2 separate regions of the Homo sapiens genome follow, and region 2 is linked to region 1. The links are chromatin contacts, found by Hi-C or POLR2A ChIA-PET in ENCODE. All regions are on one chromosome and are shown on one strand. The core of a region is the stretch at or near the end of the contact, and the rest is flanking DNA. Distances in the headings are between cores, read along the strand shown.

Region 1 (6,673 bases), core at 2,273-4,772:
TCATTCCAGCTTTACCATGAATAAAACTGATACTTTGATATCCATTGGTCACATGAGTCTGTTCTCAATTTGGAAGAAGCTGGAAGAAATGAGGTAGTGAATGACTAGGTTCTCCCAAATTCCAACAACCAGGAGGTGTTTGGGGAGATCCTAGGTACAAAAGTGAGGTTAATTCTTTTGATTTCCGTCATAGTGGTGAATGCCTGGCCATATCAGGTTGCACATAAAACAAACATACAAGGTGCGCATAAATCCATTTTAACAGACGAGGAAAACTCAGGCCCTAACAGATTACTTCACACTTAAGAGGAAGATAAACTTGAAATCAGTTTATCCTTCCCAGTCACTTTTTAACCCATTTCAAGCAAGCATCCTTCATAACCACTTCACTGAAATTGCTCTTGCCAAGGCCACCAAAGGACCTTGTTTTTGCTAACTCTATCAGATACTCTTTAGTCTCCAACATTTTTGACATCAGGGACTGGTTTCCCAGAAGACAATTCTTCCATGGGAAGGGGTGGGAGGTTGGGGGGGAATAGTTTTAGGACGAAACTGTTCCACCTCAGATCATCAGGCATTTGTTAGAGTCTCATAAGGTGAACACAACCCAGATCCCTCAAATGCACAGTTCACACTAGGGCCCTTGCTCCTATGAGCATCTAATGCCCCCTAAAATCTGAAGGAAGTGAGCTTAGGCAGTAATACAAGCAATGGGGAGCTGCTGTAAATACAGATCAAACTTTGCTCGATCGCCAGCCACTCACCTCCTGCTATGCGGCTCATTTCCTAACAGGCCATGGATGGGCCCCTGCTTTAGAAATTATCCAGCTGTTTAAACGCTCACTTCTTAGCAGCTTCTGACATTGACCTTTCTTCACTCCTTGCTTCTTCTGGTGCTGCTTTGTTCTTCTGCTTCCTTTCCACTGGCTTCCATGCTGTACACTCACTGTGGTGCTCACCTCTCTGGCCATACCTTCTTTGGTATGGCCAAACTTCTCACACTTTCAGTGTTCATGTTCCCCATTGTTCTGCTTTTGGTCTTCATGGTAGGTGATAGGGTCTGGCTCACTCACCACACGTTTCAGTTCAGCTTCCTTATAATATGTGGAAGGCAGAAAGCTCAACACACAAAGCCAAAGCAAAACAAAGCAAGCCATTCTTCAAATGTCCTAGAGTTCTGGGTATAATTTACCTTCTGACAATCAGACAGATACATTGTATGAGACTTAGATTTGCAGTTAATCTAGGAGGAGAGAGTCAAGGCACAGGGTCATATTTTTGCTGGTGGAGATTTTAGTGAACGTGATGTGGTTTGGAAGCAAGTAGTGTTAGTAATTTCTCACATGGCAGTTTGCTAATTTTACAGATCCCTGATCATTTTTAAGGCAGCAGCTCCTTCAGCTACCCAGTTCTGTAGTGTGGCTTTGGGAATTGTTTCTAGAACCTTAGAATGGAGTCTTTTTTTATTAGCTTTTTAAAGTAAGCCATTTAATATTCTGTAACAAACCCCTTTCCTCTTAAACCAGCTACAGTGGATTCTGTTCCTTGTAACTGAATACTGACAATACAGTACTGGTTAGTTTGGAGGTTTTTATGTTTTTCTTAAAAAAAATTCAATAGGCCATTGATGGGCAATATTACCCAGTACCACATATAAATGTCTTCTAATTGTATATCTGCAGACTAGGCAACTCTACTAAGCTCCAGATTTATATATCCAACTGCCTACTGGACATCTGTATCTGGTTGTCAAATAGTGTATCCAAAACTAAACTAGTATTTTCCCTTAATCTTTTATTTGCTTCCCATCCAGATATATGACCTAGAAATTGTATAGCTTTCCTATACTTTGTTGCCATCTTTCTCAACTTCCCGTCAGTTCCAAGACCTGGTGATTCTAGTTACTAAATATGCCTTGTGTCCAAACCCTTCTCTCTCTCTCTCTCTGCTACTAGTACCTTAGTTCTTATCTAGATTATTTGAACAGTTTTCTCTTGTTCTTCTCCTTTTCCTCATCCTTTTCCTTCTCTTCTTCTAGGTTTAAAAATATGTCTTGAAGATAAGCCTGTTTTTTGTTTTCACATGTTAACATGTCTAAAATTGGGATGCGTCTTATAATCAATGGTGTCTTGTACTTGCTTTCAGCCAAGAAGTTGTTCTAACATAGTGATTGTTATCTACTTGTACAAACTTGGTTTTTAGGACGATATGAGTAGACCACAGCAACTCCTTGATATTTTATTCAACAATCATTAAAGGGCCATTTGAGGAAGGAATATGGTCCTGATTCTTGTATAATAAACTTTTATTGACAATTTCTGGTAAACTCAAGATTTGAGAGCAGCAAAAGCTACAGAATGGGTGCCGGTAGCCTGGGAGGAAACCTCAAAGACAGTATTGGAGCACTTTTTGAATAGATACTACACATCACTAATACTCTGGATAGAACAGGGATCAATATCAGGTGATTTTAGGCTGTGGAGTGGTGAGATGCGGTGGAGGAACAATTTTTAAAGTGAGCAAAAAAGATCTTTTCTCTCAGAAATATTACATCTATCCACACCCAAAGTATATCTTTTTTCTTTTTTGAGATGCAGTCTCACTCTGTCACCCAGGCTGTAGTGCAGAGGTGCAATCTCGGCTCGCTGCAACCGCAGCCTCCCAGATTCAAGTGATTCTCCTGCCTCAGCCTCCTGAGTAGCTGGGATTACAGGCACTCGCCACCATGCCTGGCTAATATTTATATTTGTTGTAGAGACAGGATTTTGCCATGCTGCTCAGGCTGGTCTTGAACTCCTGAGCTCAAGTAATATGCCCATCTTGGCCTCCCAAAGTGCTGGGATTACAGGCATGAAAGATCCTTAAGACCTAAATTTTTATCTTGAGTTAGCCTTGGCTTCTGTTTATATGTGGTAAAAATTGTTTTTAAAGAATAATCTCAAGTATTCTGGAAGACAGGTATCTCCAAATTGATGAACATTTTTTTCTTCAAGAATTTTTCAGTAATGATGATTTTGTTTCCTTCATCTCCAGTAGGCAGTCATGGCAACTTGGTAACTTGAGTCACGTATCTGAAAAATGATAATGAAATGGTAGTATACCTTGCACAATAAAGACAGTGGCCATTAAATATTTTTAAATAATGCGAAAGTATTTATCACCAGTTGCCAGTAGTCATGCTCAGTAATTTCCTCCCTGGCTTTGCTCTGCCCAGATATCTTTAAAAGAATGCTGTAAATGTCACAACTCATTATGAAGCTGAACATATTACAGCATGAAAAAAACAAATGCTACTTTTCTAACCATAGTAAAAAGTTGTTTAATGCAATTCTTTTAAACATGTGCTTATCTTCTTTCATCTTCTACCCAGTTCTGCACCCTTCCCCCACACATGACTATTAACTAAGTCACAATGAATGCTCCCATTGCCTCCTACTCAGCTGAATCAACATTTCCGGAGGCTGTGACTAATAAAAGCCACAGCCCATGGTATGCTTGACTTTTGAAAATCCTGATTAGCTTTAAGGGCATAATTATGTGTACCTCTACTTATAGAATGAGGAAGTTGATTTGAGCTATGTCTCTAAATTACACTAAAAACTACAAAAATGAACTACAAAAATGACTTAATGAAGTCAGACTTCATTAAGATTATTAACTTATTTGGCTTTTAAAAAAATGTATTGACTGATTACTTAGGTATTCTGAGATCATCATGGTGTAAACTAAAGCATTTGGCTAATAGGATACTTAATGGTCCTTTGCTTTGCTATTCATGGCTCAAAATAAAGGGAAGTGTAGAAAAGGAAAGATCTAATCTCTGAAAGGCAATCTAACAGAAACTATATCTCTGAACATAATTTTGTTGGTTAATTACCATGGAGATAAATTAATCCAAGAAAAAGGAGAGTGCTTCATAACTCCAAAAACAAATGAGTCTCTTCCAGTAGTGTCACTGTGTATTTGTCGTTGAACTGTGAGTACACTTTTAATTTCTCCCAGAAAGAGGATCCACTAAGAAAAAGCAAATTGTGCATTACTTTGGGTGCTCCCCTTTGATTGACAGCTATGCCCATAAGGTAAACTTCCCTTGGCTTAGTGTCCACTCCTGTCCAATAAGCAGGGCAAGATCACTGGATACTGGCCACTCAGAGGAGACCATGGGCCTAGCAGAAATGATAGGTAGGATTAAATAATTTACTTTTCTTCTTCCAATCACAGCCAAGTGCTTTGAAAATGTAGTGTTCAATTTTCTGTCTTCAGTTTCCCATATCCCCTTAGATTCTCAGCTCCTTGTACTCTGCTTCTGTCCCCAACACTCAAGTGAACTTCTCAAAACAACTCTTACTGATGCCCTAATTGCCAAATACAGTAGACTGTTCTCTGTCCTTATGTTTCTTGAAGTTGTTTAAACAGTTGGCATAGTTGACAATCCTTAGATTTCTCTGGAGATTTCCCTTCTAATGCTTCAGTTACTTCTTAGCTTCTTTTCTCTTCCATTTTTTTCAACCTATTATCATTGGCTTCTTCTCCATAGCCTTTTACCATGCTACAGGTTCTACCACATTAAAGGAAAGTTCTTTCCCCTAAATTTGTAATTCTTCTTAGAGATCACCCTATATTTTTCCAACTTCATTATTAACCCCCCAAAATAATATAAACCATTCTCTGCACTTTATCATTGCTCATTTACTCTAAAGCTCTCCATAATGAGGCTTACATCCCATTAACCTAGTGAAGTGGCTTCTGCAAAGTCATTAAAGATTTTCTAACTATTTAAAATCCTCATGTTATTTAACTTCTCTTTCCAGCACTTGACTATATTGATCACTTCCTTCATAAAATTCTCCTCCTTGGTTTCCATTACATTGCTCTTTGCTGGCTCTCTTCTTGCCTTTCTGGACATTCTTTTTCAGGCTTTCCACCTGTTAAACACTGATGCTTCCCATCATCTTGGCCCTTTTCTCCTCACAGTCTAAGCAATCCTAGCATAAGCTCACTCGTTTTCATGGCTTTACCCACCCCACACATGCTGACGACCTGTATGTAGTCTACAGAAGTTGGTATCTTGTACTTTTGCTTCTGCTGTACAGTGTTGCCTTTGACTGAGGGTCTTCTGCCAGCTTTGGAGCACTTCTCTGGGAGAGATAGTGAAGGCAGCCCTCTTCATCAGTGCAGAATTTGCCCCAGGAACCCTTTTTTCTGCTCTCAAAGACCAAGACACTATGTTTATCTCCTCTCTCAACTCCCAGGGCCCCTTTGGAAATATAATTCTGGTGGTCCTATGAATTAAGCTTTGAAAACAAAATCCTTTTAACTGTTTTGTAAGGTAAACAAATACCAGACCTCCAGGACACACTGCTTGGTTTCTAGATATTCTACCCCTATTTCAAGTATAGCATGTCTGCCAGGCCCGAATGCTGGGTGCCATCTTGTGCTCCTCATCCTCCTCATTTCCTGTGTTGAGCCAAACCTGTAGATTTTATTGTCTAAATGTCCTTAAAAACCACTCTCTTGGCATGTCCTTGGTGGCATTGCCTCTATTCAAGCCCTACTTACCTCCTTCCCTTGCCGTTTCCTCCAGTATTCCTTCCTCCAATTTGTCTTCCACACTGTTGTTAGAGGGATCATTTAACTATAGATCTGGTTACATTTATGTCTTACTTATAAAATATTTTTATGGCTAGCTTTCCAGTGATTTTATGAGATGCTCAACCTTCTCAGTGTGTTGGGCAAGGCTTTTGATACTCCTCCTTGTGTTCTCTCTTGCCTTGTCTCTTGCTATCCTGTGCACCTACGATACATATTTTCTCTAGTTTCTGTGTCTACTTGTACATGTTGGTCTCTCTGTCTATAATGCCTCTTCCTCCATCTACCCTTTCCCACCTATTGCCTTCACCAACATCTACTCATCAGGGAAATGCAAATTAAAACCACAATGAGATACCATGACATATCTATCAGAACGGCTAAAATTACAAAGACATACAATAGCAAGTGTTGGCCAGGATGTGGAATAGTTAGAACTCTCATACATTGCAGGTAAGAAAATATATTGGCTCAAATACTTTGGAAAGCTGTTACCTATGAAAGCTAAACACATTTAAAATCATTTCAGAATCATCAGATCCTGTTAGAAGCAGTGGGCTCCAAATCCATGTTCTCCTAGCATTTTACTATGGCATTATCACACTTGCTTATTTTCTTATTTGTTTTTCTCAATAGACTGTGGCATCTTTCAGAAGCAAGAGCTGGTTTTTTTGTTTTTTTAATTATACATTAAGTTCTAGAGTACATGTACACAACGTGCAGGAGGTTTGTTACATATGTATACATGTGCCATATTGGTTTGCTGTACCCATTAACTCATCATTTACATTAAGTCTTTCTTCTAATGCTATCCCTCCCCTATACCCCCACCCTATGACAAGCCCCGGTGTGTGATGTTCCCCATGCTGTGTCCAAGTGTTCGCATTGTTCAATTCCCACCGATGAGTGAGAACATGTGGTGTTTGGTTTTCTGTCCTTGTGATAATTTCCTCAGAATGATGGTTTCCAGCTTCGTCCATGTCCCTACAAAGGACATGAACTCATCCTTTTTTATGGTTGCATAGTATTCCATGGTGTATACATGCCACATTTTCTTAATCCAGTGTGTCATTGATGGACATTT
Region 2 (6,584 bases), core at 505-3,004, 110 kb after region 1:
TTTGAACAAACACATTACCAAAGAAGATATATGAACGGCAAATAAGTGCATAAAAAGCTGCTGAACATTATAAGGCCTTAGGGGAAATGCAAATAAAAACTACAATGACATAACAATACACATCTTTTAGAATGTTTAAAAGACTGACCTACTAAATGATGTGGTAACTGGAACTCTCATGCACTGTTAATGGGATTGTGAAAATGCAACTATTATGGAAAACAGTTAGGTATTTTTTTAAAAAAATTTAAGCATGCACCCCGTATGTGACCCAATCTACTCCCAGGTATTGTCACTAAAAAGATCAAAGCAGGCCGGGCGCGGTGGCTCATGCCTATAATCCTAGCACTTTGGGAGGCCGAGGCAGGCGGATTGTCTGACTTCAGGAGTTTGAGACCAGCCTGGGCAACATGGTAAAAGCTGTCTCTACTACAACACAAAAATTAGCCAGGCATGGCAGTGTGCACCTGTAGTCTCAGCTACTTGGGAAGGTGAGGCAGGAGAATTGCTTGAACCCTGGAGGCAGAGGTTGCAGTGAGCCAAAATCATACCACTGTACTCTAGCCTGGTGACAGAGCAAGGACTCCATCTCCAAAAAAAAAAAAAGATCAAAGCATTTGTCCATAAGAAGAATTTTACAGGAATGTCTACAGAAGCTTAATTTATACTAGGCAAAATGTGGGAACAATCCCAATGTGCATTCATATGTTAATAAGCAAAACAGTGATGAATTATTGATACATAAAACAAGGTGGCTAAAATTCAAAATAATTATTCTGAGTGAAAGAAGCCAGATTCCCCAAAAGAGAGAATGATATTCTAGAAAATGTGAGATAACCTATAGTGACAGGAAACAGACCAGTGATTGCCTAGGGCTGGGCATTGGGAGGTATAGGATGGAGGGATAACAAAGGACATTTTTAGAGGTGAAAGATATGTCCGTTACGTTGATATGGTGATGTTGACATGGGTATATGCATATATCAGAACTTATCAAATTGTGTACTTTAAATATGTACAGTGTCTTAGTCCATTTTATGCTGCTATAACAGAATGCCACAGACTGGGTAACTGATAATAAACAGAAAGTTATTTGGCTCATGGTTCTGGAGGCTGGGAAGTCCAAAAGCATTCAAAGATGCCAAAGAAGTCCAAAGGCATCCAGTGAGCGTTTTTGTGCTGCATCATCCCACTGAGAAAGGCAGAAGGGCAAAGAGCATACAGGAGAGCAAGAGGGGGCCAAACTCACTTTTATAAAAAGCTTACTCCCCAGGTAACAAACCTGCTCCTGGGTTAACAACATTAATCCATTCATGAGGGCAGATCACTCATGACCAATCACCTCTTATTAGGCCCCAGCTCCCAACACTGTTGCAGTGGAGATTAAGTTTCCCATACATGAGCTTTGGGGGACACATTCAAACCATAGCAAGCAGTTTATTGTATGTCAGTTATACCTCAATGAAGCTGTTTGTGTGTTTTTTAAAGTATGTGATCAGATATTCTGCCTGTCAACCTCCAGAACTACTATGGCATTGCTCAATTTTCAAAACTGATCCTCAGGCATCCACTGATTTTCCGAATCCCCAGTATTAATCCCATAAATTATACCTTTTCCTAAAAAATACATGCAATTGGGAGAAAGGGAAACACTCTGGCAGTTATGATACATAGCAATTAGAGAAATGTGTCATCGTTCTTGGAACTGTGGGATAGAGGCATAGTGTGTGTTTGCTTTAGGCAACTCTGAGCTGGCTGTGTCCCACGTGCCCTTTACCTTGTCCTTTCATTATTTGTTTCCCAGTTATCCTCTGCCTCTTCCAGCTATATAATGAGCAAAACTTGGTCTATTTTGATCACTTCTGCATTTACAGTAGAACAATAAACACCACATAGGAGGTGCTCATCAAATCTTTCTTAAACAAATGATTGAGATTTATTGCTCCTATATAGAGTGTATATCCAGATATTTGATAATGCTATTGGTAAAAGTTCCCCAAGCCATCATAATTTCACTGATTTCAAGACTCTCATTTTTAAACAATTTGTAGATTTTGTTAAAACAACCACAAGCTACCTAGCCCTAAAACTTTACTTTCTGTATCAGACAATGCCCCTATTTGTTCTTCATTCACACTCTTATGTAACCGAATGAGGAAGACTCTATAATACGTTTCTTGTTTAGGAAAGCCAAATTCTTAATTTTTTCACAGTCAAACAATGAAATCTGACCATGTGAAACTCTGCAGTGACGTGGCAACAGAGATAGAGAATTGATTCTTGTTTAGGAAAGCCAAGTTCTTAATTTTTTCACAGTCAGACAATGAAATCTGACCATGTGAAACTCTGCAGTGACGTGGCAACAGAGATAGAGAATTGATTGAGGTTAACCTCTCTGGGCTGATCCATGTAAGCTGCTTGGAGCATGAGCGCAGTTAAATGAAAATGGATTCACGAATATGCCTACTGCTTGCTCAAATAACAAAAAGTAAACACTTAAACAATAAGTCATTTTCCCAGAGAGTAGTTTTGTAAGAGAGATTGAGTAGAAAATTGATGAATTCTTCACTAGAGCCTTTCCTCCTGGAGAGACACAGCTCACCATCTTGGGGGTGTGGAACAGAAATATGAAACCTGGGCACTTGTTGAAAGGGAGGGTTGTCTTAGTAACAACATTCTCTAAATTGTGCCTTAAGCATTGACATGGTAATCAAAGCCAGTCATTTAGTAGTTATTATAAGTGGCTCAGAAGCTGACAATTTTTACATGCTTCAGCAACAATTTATGATATTTAATCATGTTCACTTTGTTCATGTTTACTTTGTGCATGAACACTGCCTTGGTAGCCATTTATTCCCCCTGAAAAATGGGTCCCATGTATTCCAGTGGACTTTCAAATCTAGCCTTCCTGAGGTGGGGAGTGGGCAAAAGGGCATTCCTTGATATCCATCTTTTATTTTATTGAATACTCAGGGACCTATCCTGTAAAAAGATTCAGACTTTTCTCAGTCTGTGTTCAGTTTGAATTGAAAGCCCACTGTCTGCAGTCAATTCAACTTAAGAAATTTGTTATATCTTCCAGGCATTGTGAGACATGTAACTGAAGAAAAATGGCTTCCCTAAGGTCATTTGTAATGGGTACAGTAGATTGACCCTCAAAATCAGTCTGCCTTCCTAATGATACCTCGTTTATTGGAAGGTCATGAAACCATTTAGCGGGTCAAGATCAGAGTGATTTAAAATAAAATAGAAACAATTTCCCAAAGCGTACCTATATAAAAACATCAGTTTGTGTACCTTAAATATATATTAATAGAATGCCTCTTTATCGATTATATTTCAATAGGTTGAAATTTTTAAAAAATGAAATAGAACCACAAAGAAAATATCAGAACACATTGCACTTAGTAAAGGTAAGTAATGTCTTATAAAAATTTTATTTCATGTACTCATATATGTGTGCTTATACTGGGTGTGATAAAATATGCATTTCCTATAGTGGCATGGGGTCAAAATATTTGAGAGAAACTGTTGCCATGTGCCTTTCTGCATTGCCTGACTCCCTTGTACCTGGAGTTCTGGATAGGACTTAGGTTCGGCCAATCTAACGTAGGGTACTTGCATGAGATTTGGAAGGTGTGATGGTTAATTTTATGTGCCCAGATATTTCGTCGATCATTATTCTGAGGCTGGGAGCAGGGGCTCACCCCAGTAATCCCAGCACTTTGGGAGGACAAGGTGGGTGGATTTCTTGAGCTTAGGAGTTCAAGACCCGCCTGGGCAACATGGTAAAACCCTGTCTCCACCAAAAATCCAAAAAATTAGCTGGGTGTGGTGGCATGCACCTGTGGTCTCAGCTACCCAGGAAACTGAGGTGGGAGGATTACCTGGGCCAGGGAGGCAGAGGTTGCAGTAAGTCAAGATCTCACCACTGCACTCCAGCCAGAGTGACAGAGTGAGATCCCAACTCAACAAGCAAACAAACAAGCAAACAACAACCAAAAGAACTCCATCATTCTGAGTGCTCCTGTGAGGGTGTTTTCGGATGAGATTAACATTTTTATCAGTAGACAATAAAGCAGATTGCCCTCCCTAATGTGGGTGGGCTCATGCAGTCAGTTGAAAGCCTGTATAGAACAAAATGGCTGATCCTTTCATGAGTAACAGGAAATTCCTACTGCATGACTTCTTTCAAACTAGGACCTCAATTTTTTTCTGTCTTTGGGCTCAAACTGAAACATTGGCTCTTCCTGGTTCTTGAGACTGCTGGGCTTCACACTGAAACTACATCATCAGCTCTCCTGGGCCTCCAGCTTGTCAACGTACCTTGCGGATCTTGGGACTTGTCAGCCTCCATAATCATGGGAGCCGCTCCGTATAATAAATCTCTTTCTCTATAGAAATGTATCCCATTGATTCTGTTTCTGTGGAGAACTCTGACTAATGAAAGGTGTATCTATTGGTTATATTGCTGTTTCTGGCAAGCATAATGTGGGAGGCAGAATTCTAAAAATAGCAGCCAAGGTTCCATACCCTAATCCCAGAACGTATGATTATGAAGAGATGCTATTGCTGTGATCATACTGTTATCTCGCATAGTTGATTTAAAATAGAGAGATGACCTGGGCAAGTCTAATCTCATCACATGAACCCATTTAAAAGCAAGGAATTTTCTCTGGCTGAAGGCAGTAAAGGAAGTCAGAGAGATTAGTGTTTGGGGGCTGGGGAATCCCACATGAGGGATCTTGCTACCAGCTGTGATGCTATGAGAGGATCTATGAAAAAGCCCATGCAAGGGAGTGACCTCTAGAAAGACCTTAGTCCTACAATAGCAAGGAACTGAATTCTGCCAAACTTGAATGAGCTTGGAAGTAGATTCTTCCCCAGAGCCTACAGATAAGAACCCAGCCTGCTGCACCTTGACTCTCTGCTTAGGGCAGAGAACCCAGCCAAGCCCACCTGGACTTTTGACCTGTAGAAGTGAGATAATACATGGGTATTGTTTTAAGCCATTAAAGTTTGTGGTAATTTATTACACAGCAATAGAAAACTAAAGCACATGGTCACAGAGGTATGTTTTTCTGCAGCAGCATTAGCAGAGATTCTAGGGGCCAGTCGTTGGTATCCAGAGGCAGGTGCAGGGCACCTGTCTGGGCTCATGCAGAGCTAGCAGTTATTGTGGCTCTGAAGCCAACAGCTCCAGTGGCCACCATTTTTAGACCTCCCATTGTGGAAGAGATCCAGGTTACACTGGCAGGACAATTCTGAGTGGGGTTGTTCTGGGATTCCAGCGGGGACAATTCTGAGTGGGATTGTTCTGGGATTCCAGGGGGCACAGCCTAGAGCCCATTTATTCAGCCCTTCAAAAGATGTTATCAGCATCTAATTCCTCATATTAAATCACTTTCTGCTTAAATATAAAGTGATTTCTGTTATATGCTGCTGAACCTTGGCTATTACATCTCTAATTCTTTCCTACTTGTTTTATACAATGACTTCTGTCAGCTTATTTAAAATCTCTAGAGCATTGAGCACCTCTTACTTCCTGAAAATCCTTTCTCTTTTCATTTTGACAACACCTCGCTTTCCTAGTTTCTCTTATATATTTTCCTCTATTAATTTTCATTTCATTTTCCCAGTTCCTTTTCATTTAAAACACAGGTATTGAGCACCTACTGGGTTGAAGATTCTAGGTGAGTAAAGTGCAGGAGCCCCATCCAAGAACTGATCATGGATCTTGTCCTCTTGAGACCTGCCAGTATGTAAACAAGTAACTATAGTGATGTGATAAAATCTGTACTAGAGGTGGGTAAGAGATACTCTGGAAGCCCAAAGGAGAAAAGATATTACTCTTTCTGGGGCAGTTAGGGAGGGATTCACAAAAAGATGGAACTTAAGGCTAGTCTAGATGCAGGAGTAGACATGTTTCAGATTGAAAGGACATTCCAGGCAAAAGGAACAAAGAGGACAAAGAAATGGAAGTTTGGGTATGTGGCATATTAAAGGAACAGCAAAGAGGCTGGATTTCTGTGGCTGGATTTCTGAGTGCAGATGGAAGATTGGCAGATAAATGAAGTTAAGATTGGTATAGAAGGTGACATGTGGGCTGGATCCTAGAAATAGAATTTATTGGAGATAGTTATCTTACTAAACCTCTTTACTTTTGCTCATTATCCATTCTATTCAGATAAAGCATGAACTCATTAGTTTGACTAAAAATGTTTGGCATTTCTTTCATCCCAGTCTCCTCTCCCCTACCATTCATTCACTCATTTCCTCATTCATTCATTTAGTTAGAGAGGTGGTGGAGGACAGATCATGTAAGATGCAAAGGTCATTGAAAGATTTGAGCTTTTCATCCAGGTGAGATGGTAAGTCAGTTGAGTGGCCTGATCTAATTTATATTCAAAAAGAATTACTCTAGTTACTGTCTGGAGAGTAGAATGGGGTGAGAGGTACGAGCTTAATCAAAGAGACAGATAAAGAGGGCATTTTAATAATCTAGAAATGTCCTTGGCTTGAATAACGTTGGAAGTGGTGGAGATGATGAGAAGGGTTATGATTCTGCCTATGTTTTGAAGGTA

What was found. Hi-C counts contacts between places; a loop is a spot of excess contacts on that map. ChIA-PET counts read pairs that join two places held with the same protein, here RNA polymerase II (POLR2A). Pooled maps may share reads with other maps.
Region 2: a map of endothelial cell of umbilical vein shows a loop between it and region 1 (6-fold over the local background). The contact joins two enhancer-like sites. A Hi-C loop is called at or near these places in 2 of 168 maps with a recorded cell type or tissue (PC-3 and endothelial cell of umbilical vein) and 4 of 50 pooled maps. POLR2A ChIA-PET finds 5 or more read pairs at or near these places in 2 of 52 experiments (activated T-cell and naive thymus-derived CD4-positive, alpha-beta T cell).

The regions. Positions count from the first base shown.
Region 1 is chr7:106,715,165-106,721,837 of GRCh38, reverse strand. No RefSeq gene overlaps it. Among named protein-coding and RNA genes, the nearest start is that of LINC02577, 57 kb to the left of the region's middle. RefSeq lists enhancers at 756-1,015, 2,535-3,734. Within about 2 kb of position 3,522, at least 9 of the 41 ENCODE cell types and tissues checked have a DNase peak (open chromatin) inside an H3K27ac peak, as active enhancers do.
Region 2 is chr7:106,607,226-106,613,809 of GRCh38, reverse strand. No RefSeq gene overlaps it. Among named protein-coding and RNA genes, the nearest start is that of CTB-30L5.1, 12 kb to the right of the region's middle. Within about 2 kb of position 1,754, at least 2 of the 41 ENCODE cell types and tissues checked have a DNase peak (open chromatin) inside an H3K27ac peak, as active enhancers do.